Regions from separate parts of the Mus musculus genome. Here region 1 is linked to region 2. The links are chromatin contacts, found by POLR2A ChIA-PET in ENCODE. All regions are on one chromosome and are shown on one strand. The core of a region is the stretch at or near the end of the contact, and the rest is flanking DNA. Distances in the headings are between cores, read along the strand shown. Region 1 holds the start of Slc66a1 (solute carrier family 66 member 1). Region 2 holds the start of Micos10 (mitochondrial contact site and cristae organizing system subunit 10).

Region 1 (3,775 bases), core at 974-3,473, 180 kb after region 2:
AAGAAGTCTTGTTTATCAGCCACACACATCCTATTGGCCTCCCAACACCTCTTCTGGTAGATCTGGAGTGGTCCAATTCATCACACATGCATACACTGTCATTCCTCATAACATCTAATACCCAGGCTGGGTAGGGAAACACTGTTCCCATTTTACAGGTAGGGTTGAGTGGCTTCAGGCAAGCGAGTCAGCCTGGCTGACCCTGTCTATGAACTGGGGCTAATTAACATCCTTCTGAGCCAAACATAAAGCTATGAGCCTCCCATCTGACCCAGTGAGAGTGATGGCTTAAAGATGAGACCCCAGTATCTTGACCACTGTGGAGCCTCTCCACACCAGTGGAACCAGATGAACGGGGACCCTGGGTTCATGCAGCTCTCCCAGTCTCTGCAAAGACTCCTGATACCAAAGCTTGGGTCTAGGACCTCATAGATGCTAGTTAAATGGTCTAATGCTGAGTTGTATCCCCCACTAGTATGAAGGATTCTGACTCTCATGGTGCATGTCCTTAAAGGCTGGTCGGGGAGACAATCTCCTACAACGCCCATTTCCCCTCCAACTCCAAGGAAAGCCAGGCAGGTGCTCCCCACCAAAGCAGATGCAGGTTCCATTCTGATACTGGATCAAGTTCAAAATCACAGAGGCAAGGTCCTAAGGACCCCAAGAATGACCCTCCTAACCTCATCTCCTGCCCCAGGTCCTCAGAGTCCCAGGCACCTGCACAGCCTCTCTCTTCCTCTAGGGAATCCTTCTCTATCACAAATGCCTAGTAGAGATACCCTGACCCATTTCTAACTTGCCTATCCAAGGGACATTGCCGCCACCGCCTCCAGTCCCCTGGAACACAATCCTGGAGAAGAGGCAACACTGTCCCTGTTAACCAGTGTTCTTCAAGCAAGTCTCTCTCCCCTCTCCCCTGTCTGTATCCTTCCCAGTCTCGTGGGTCTGGATGCACCAGCTGTACAACAAAAGGCTCGGAAAATGTAAAGGAGAGGGAGAGGGAGAGGGAAGGAAGCATGATGAAGAGAAAAAAAAAAAAGGAGGAAAGAAACAGAACAAGAAAAAAGAGGGGAGGCGGGAGCGGGAAGCGTATGCAAGGAAACTTGTAAATTGAGCGGGCCCAGGGCTGAGATGTCGCTCTGGGCAAGTGTTGGAGTTTCAGCATTCTGATGTATACAATGAAGGAAATCCTAAAAGGCACTTACTTACCTCCTAAACTGCATGCAGACTACAATAAAACCCAGGCCAAACCTCCATATCCCACGCTAGTCAAGTGCTCTACCACTGAGCTACATACATTCCCCACTAGGGGATTGGCTTTCGCGGCTCATGTCCGTAAAGGCTGGCCAGGAGACAGTATCTCCTGCCACATCCAGCTCTTCCCCAATTCCAAGCAAAGCCAGGAAGGTGCTTCCCACCAAAGCCTATCTGGCACAGTCAACAGTAATATTCTGTTCTTGCTGTAGCCCCCTGGACCACATTGTAGCATGGAGTACACACGAAGTGAACCTGAAACTACACACTTCTTTCTTTCTTTTTTGGGCAGGTGGGAACGGGAGCAGTTTGAGACAGGGTTTCTCTGTGTAGCCCCTGGCTGCCTTGAAATTAGCTCTGTAGACCAGGGTAGCCTCGAACTCAGATATCCGCCTGCCTTTACCTCACATTTCTAACCAGCCCTCTGTGGAATCCTGCGGTGAGCTTGGCGAGGAATGGGACATTCTGGGTTCCCTACCTGCAGAGCTACGGAGAATGTGTCAGGGGAGCGCAATGGCTCCGGGATCCTACCCATTCCTGGCCTCCAAACCAAGGCTCTAACTCCTTCCGGTGACTCTGCGGGTTCGGAGGGATAATGATAGGGCAGCGGCTGGGGCAAGCGCCGCGAGGCCCCCACCCAGAGCAGGGAAAACAAGGCCGCCCAGTCCAGGGAAGCCGAGAGGCCGGAAGGCAAGGACCTGCAGGTAAGAAGTGGGGCCGTCCCGGATCCCTGGCCAGGTTGGGCAGAGACCCACGATCCCGCTCCCCAGGAGGGGACCAGCGCCGGGGACCGTGCAGAGCTGGAGGAGGGTGTAGAAAAGACTTAGCTGGGCGCGTCTGGAGTCCCGACCCCCCAGCCCGGGACAGCCGCCAGCCCCCTTCATCCTCACCAGTTCAAGATCCACAGCCGGTGTCAGCTTCAGGATCCGAGCCCGCCGGGATCAGCTGACCTCCGCGAAGTCCCGCCCCCCGCCGTGGGCGGAGCCTGAAGCTTCGAGTGCGCAGGCGCAGTCTCCATGCTGCGTGCAGCGTCCAGAGCCGTGGGCCGCGCTGCTGTTCGCTCCGCGCAGCGCTCCGGGACTTCGGTCGGGCGTCCTCTCGCCATGTCCCGGCCTCCGCCACCCCGCGCCGCCTCTGGCGCCCCTCTCCGGCCCGCTACGGTGCTGGGCACCATGGAGATGGGGCGTCGCATGGATGCGAGTGCTAGCGCCGCTTCGGTCCGCGCCTTCCTGGAGCGCGGCCACAGCGAGCTGGACACGGCCTTCATGTACTGCGACGGCCAGTCCGAGAACATCCTGGGCGGCCTGGGGCTCGGGCTGGGCAGCGGCGACTGCACAGGTAACCGCTGCACCCGGCCTCCCCCGCCCCCCGCACCGAGTAGAGCTGAGCCGGTGCCCGCAACCGGCGTGCACCAGCCAGGATCTGCATCCAGGAGCTTCGGAAGCTCCGGATCCACAGCTGGGTCTACCCCAAGCTCCCAAGGCAACTGGAGTCCTGAACTAGTGAACTGAACTTTGTCCCGCCTCTCCTTAGAAACTTCTAGTTGCAGCTACCGAGGCGGGTGCGAGGAAGCTTCCTACGCTAATGTTTAGCCTACTCTGGGCGCTTTGCTTCCTACCGCAATCCCTGCCTCCCGGCCAACCGTTGTCCATAGCCGCCCCCCCACCCCCGACACGCCCCCCATCCCCACCAGGCTTTTTGTTCGTGCCTACCCCTCTTGCCCTCACCACCTCTGCGCTCCTGGAGAATGCTTATCATTCCGGTCTTTTGTCCGGACTAGACTTTGTCCCGTGCAGTCGACAGCACCTGTGGATCTCAAGGAGACCTGTGGCAACAATGCCTAGGGCCCAGCTGGGGGCAGGGGCGGAAAGGTGGCGTCGGGAGAGGGCATTTCGGCCTTTGTGCCCATTCTCTGTGCCAGGTCTTACAATGGCAAACTCTGTAGCTCTGTAGGCTACCGTGGGAGAAGTGATTTCTCCACGGAGAGTTAAAGGTCCAACGAGGAAGACTGTAGCCGCGATTGCTGAGGAGTGCAGGAAAGAGTAGCTTGTCGGGAAGAGCAGTAGGCAGAGCCCATAGAGAACTGGGGATGGGCCCTACAGTGTAAGTAGGGTGCACCGGAGACTGCAATCCTAGCTATTGGAATATGGAGTTTGAGAGTTGCAAAGTACGTGTGTGATCAGTGACGCGTGTCCCGCGTTGGAAGGGGAGGGGAACCGCCCTTCATTTGCTTGAAGCTATTGGAGTCTCAGGAGGGTGCCTGATACGTAAAGAGGCCTCACTTTTACCTGTTCTGAGGTTCTTCCTCCCGGTTCCTGTACAGTGGGCTCCATAGACTCACATGGGGTAAAGCTCACTTAAGTGAGTGGATCTCTCAAGCCGAATGCTGTAGAGTTCACCTGGATGACATACATTACTGATAATGAACATTTCAGTTTTCTCCCCCAACCCCCCCTTCTTTAGCCCATTTCTGCTTCTGAAGACTCAATGGGCCAAAGTCCTCAGGCAAAAGGTTACAGAA
Region 2 (3,949 bases), core at 28-2,527:
CTCCAGTTCCTGTGAGAGTCCTGTGTAGTGGTGCACACCTTTAAATCCAGCAGAGAGTGTCTGAGTTCAGGGCTAACTTGGCTGACATAGTTTTCCTGGCCAGCCAGGTCTCCATAGTGAGGCACTGTCTCAATAAATAGGGCAAAGAGCTACTGAGGGAGGGAAGCCACTCATCATCGATCTCTGGCCTACACACCAATAGCTGCAGACAATCAACAAGAGAAAGATGGAGTGGACGAGGATCAGCAGAGAGCCTGAGAACCCCAAGGAAGAAATCCTGGGGGGGGAGGGATTCTCAACTATGCCACATTATCAGCAACGCGATTTCAGGCAAGCTCCTTCACCGAGCTCCAACTCACGACGAGACAGGTCATTTCCGAGCTACCGTGGCGAGCAGCGCGCCTAACATCTGCATCACCATCACTATTATATGGGACACCCCCGCCCCCCGAGCCTCCTTCCCCGACCCCGTGACCTCACAAAGTGTGTCGTCACAGGACGCGTGTCCAAAGAGACAACCTGGACTACCGAGGGGGCCGGCGGTGGCCGCGATCTATCTGACTGCGGCCATTCTTCCGGAGAATAACCCCCGGCTCCAACTGCAGACCCGAGGCGGGTTCGGATCAATGAGGCCGGGCACGACCGCAATTGCCAGCGCGGCCCGACGGAGGCGGTTAAGCGCCTTCTTCTATGACCTTCTTCCGAAGGCCGCTTGCTCCCGGCTGGGGAGCCGTCTGCGCTCCGGCCGGCTGCTCGCCTAACCCGGGGGACATGGGGCATGGAGTGACAGAGTTTCCCGGCGCGTCCCGCACGCCTTCCCACTCCCGGAGCACCGCTGCTTCCCCGGGCCTGCACCTCCAGCCACCTCGGAAACTCCCGCGCCCTTCGGCCCGTTGTCCTCGCCGCCCTCGTCGCCCTCGTCGCCCTCGCCGCCCCGCTTGACAGTCGTCACCTGTCAGCGCCCCGCAGCTCAGCGCGCCCCGCCGTCCAGACAGCAGCAGGCCGCGGCTTGACCCCTGCGGCTTCCCGTCCGCGCGCGGGCCGCTCGGCTCCAGCCCAGGGCCTACCAGAGGCAGATGAGCTCACCTAGCTTCACGACCGTGTCGGCCATGCACCGGTCCCACTTTCTGCCCAGCTCGGACTCCGACATGTTCCTCACTGGCAACTCCAGCACTCTTCACGGCCGGCCCCCGCGCTCCTACTGATGGCAAGTCTCGCGAGAGCCGGCCGCCACCATAAGCTTCCGGCCGGAGCCGGCGCGCCAAATATCGCGGGATCACATACGTCGTCCCTGGCTTCCGGCTTTTCTTCGCTCGGTCGTCAAGGTGACAGGTTGCCTGGGAGCCGGAGGTGACCCTGACCTTGGAGATAGCGGAAGGGAAGCGAAGACTGACTACATCCAGAGTACAGAAGGCCTTGTCTTTCCTGGGTTTTTCATATTTGTACATAATTATTTTGGCCATTGCCCTCCTCCCGTTCTACTGTTGCCCTCTTTCATCCTCCATTTTATACCTACTGAACCCCATCTTCCTCATGTGTGTATGTGTATATATGTGTGTATGTATATGTATACATGTATATATATAAAATATACGTATATTATATATCTATATTATATATAATAAAACATATAACAAATAAAATAATGTGTGTGTGTGTGTGTGTGTATATATATATATATATATATGTTATATACTTTGTTTTTGTTTTTGTTTTTTTTTTTTTTTGAGGCAGGGTCTCTCTGTGTAGCCCTGGCTGTCCTGGAACTCACTCTGTAGACCAGACTGGCCTTGAACTCAGAAAACCCCTGCTTCTGCCTCCCAAGTGCTGGGATTAGAGGCATGTGCCACCACTGCCCGGCATGTTATATGAGGGTTTGGTTTTGTTTTCTGTTTCTCTGATTGTCTCTGTTTTGTTTTGTTTTGTTTTTCAGAGACAGGGATTCTCTGTGTAGCCCTGGCTGTCCTGGACCTGGCTCTGTAGAGCAGGCTGGCCTTGAATTAAGAGATCTACCTGTCTCTGCCTTGTAGGGCTGAGATCAAAGATGTGCACCACTCCATCCACAGTTTAATTAGGGTTGTCTGCATGGCCACAGTCGGGGAGTATTTATTTGAGCATGAACGACTTCCATTCAAATGGATTTAAAAACAACCCCCCACCCTGCTGCATTTTATACAGAGTGTGTGGGTGCCTGCGCATGCCCTATAATGGCACATGTGGGAGTCAGAGGACAGCTAGTGGGAGTGGGTGCCCCTCCACCCTGTGGGTGCCAGGGACTGAACGCAGATCACCAGACTTAGAGGCAGTGCTATTACTTGCCGAGTGACCTAAACAGCCCTAAAGCGCAACCAGTGTTACTTTATAGATACTTCTTTTCTTCCACCCACTCAACCCCCTAACACTAGATAGGCGATAAGAAAGGATAGGGCAACAGGTGACGTTATCATTAGACTGTTTCCTGCTGATGAGGGGCATTGAGTTCCTTGGAGCAAGCTTGATCTTCTCCAGCAGAATAGCTAGTTTCTTATTGTTTCTTCCCACTTTACTACTTAACCAGCAGCAACCCACCAACAACCTGCCCCTTGAGGCCCTAGCATTTATAGACCCTTTGGAAAGTCCCCAGGATCCAAACGTCACACAGTCGCAGAAACCATCTGCAGCTGGCAGAATCACACCCCTGGTAGAGCTCGAGGCCACGTCAGCGCTGTGGACAGTCTGAAGCAGCCCTACATCCCACACCTGGGATTAAGACAAAAGCCAAGTCTTATTTCTGTGTTTTTCAAAGAAACCAAACTTCTCACTACTCAAATACCTCTCTCTCTCTCTATCTCGTTTTAAACTGCATTTGTCCCTGCTTCCTGGACGTCTGTCTCTCTGGCTACTCATACCTGCAAGACACCACCCTCCCTGATTCTGATGGTTTCCTCCAGCCCTCACCTTTCCCTGCCTGTTTAGAATGCGGATTCTCACACCTCCATCTAACCTCTATTATGTATTGTTTCAGATGAAATGTCTATCCCACCCATACTAGTGTCTGAGAGGCATTAACTATTAGTCCTTCCTATCAAACAATGTAAAACTTATGTTTACAGGGAATTTAAAAAATATATTTATTTATTTATTATATGTAAGCACACTGTAGCTGTCTTCAGACACTCCAGAAGAGGGTGTCAGATCTCATTACAGATGGTTGTGAGCCACCATGTGGTTGCTGGGATTTGAACTCAGGACCTTTGGAAGCGCAGTCGGTGCTCTTAACCACTGAGCCATCTCACCAGCCCCACAGGGAATTTTTTCAATCTCTCCCGACTTTGAAAAGTTTTATGCCAATGTTTTCACCACTCCCATCCCCGACCTTATAAAATTTGTTTGCAGTCTCAGAATTGAAGAGGTCAGCCCTTCCTTCCCTGGTCCTGCATTTCCCTTTTCTGCAATCATTTAAAGCTAGCCAATCACAGAAGACTGTGAGGTCAGACTTCAGCCAATGGAGTTAGGATAAAAACAAAGTGTACTTCCTGGCTTGGCATACTTGCTCTTCAGAACACACCCTCAAGAATATATGATCGGGCTGTTGAGATGGCTCAGTGGGTAAGAGCACCCAACTGCTCTTCCGAAGGTCCGGAGTTCAAATCTCAGCAACCACATGGTGGCTCACAACCATTTGTAACAAGATCTGACTCCCTCTTCTAGAGTGTCTGAAGACAGCTACAGTGTACTTACATATAAATAAATAAATCTTTAAAAAAAAAGAATATATGATCAAGAATATGGTCCCAAAAATAAAAATAAAATGAAATGAAAAAAAGTATGGCCCCAGGTGTGGTGACATGTGGTGCAAGTGAAACCCTGTCACCAGACAGAAAAACTGGTAACATCTGGCAGATTAAGACCCCAGCAATTCTTATAATTGGGAACAGTAGGCATTTGAGTCTGTTCCCAACCCAGTTCC

What was found. ChIA-PET counts read pairs that join two places held with the same protein, here RNA polymerase II (POLR2A).
Region 1: POLR2A ChIA-PET joins it to region 2 with 14 read pairs in embryonic stem cell. The contact joins the promoter of Slc66a1 here to the promoter of Micos10 in region 2. POLR2A ChIA-PET finds 5 or more read pairs at or near these places in 3 of 5 experiments (Patski and embryonic stem cell).

The regions. Positions count from the first base shown.
Region 1 is chr4:139,308,485-139,312,259 of GRCm38, forward strand. Slc66a1 (solute carrier family 66 member 1) reads right to left here and starts at 2,224. Exons shown (of 9, transcript NM_145384.3): 1 at 2,145-2,224. Akr7a5 (aldo-keto reductase family 7, member A5 (aflatoxin aldehyde reductase)) reads left to right here and starts at 2,260. Exons shown (of 7, transcript NM_025337.3): 1 at 2,260-2,592. The coding sequence starts at 2,271.
Region 2 is chr4:139,129,836-139,133,784 of GRCm38, forward strand. It overlaps Micos10 (mitochondrial contact site and cristae organizing system subunit 10), which reads right to left and starts at 1,278. Exons shown (of 4, transcript NM_001163006.2): 1 at 1,087-1,278. The coding sequence starts at 1,150.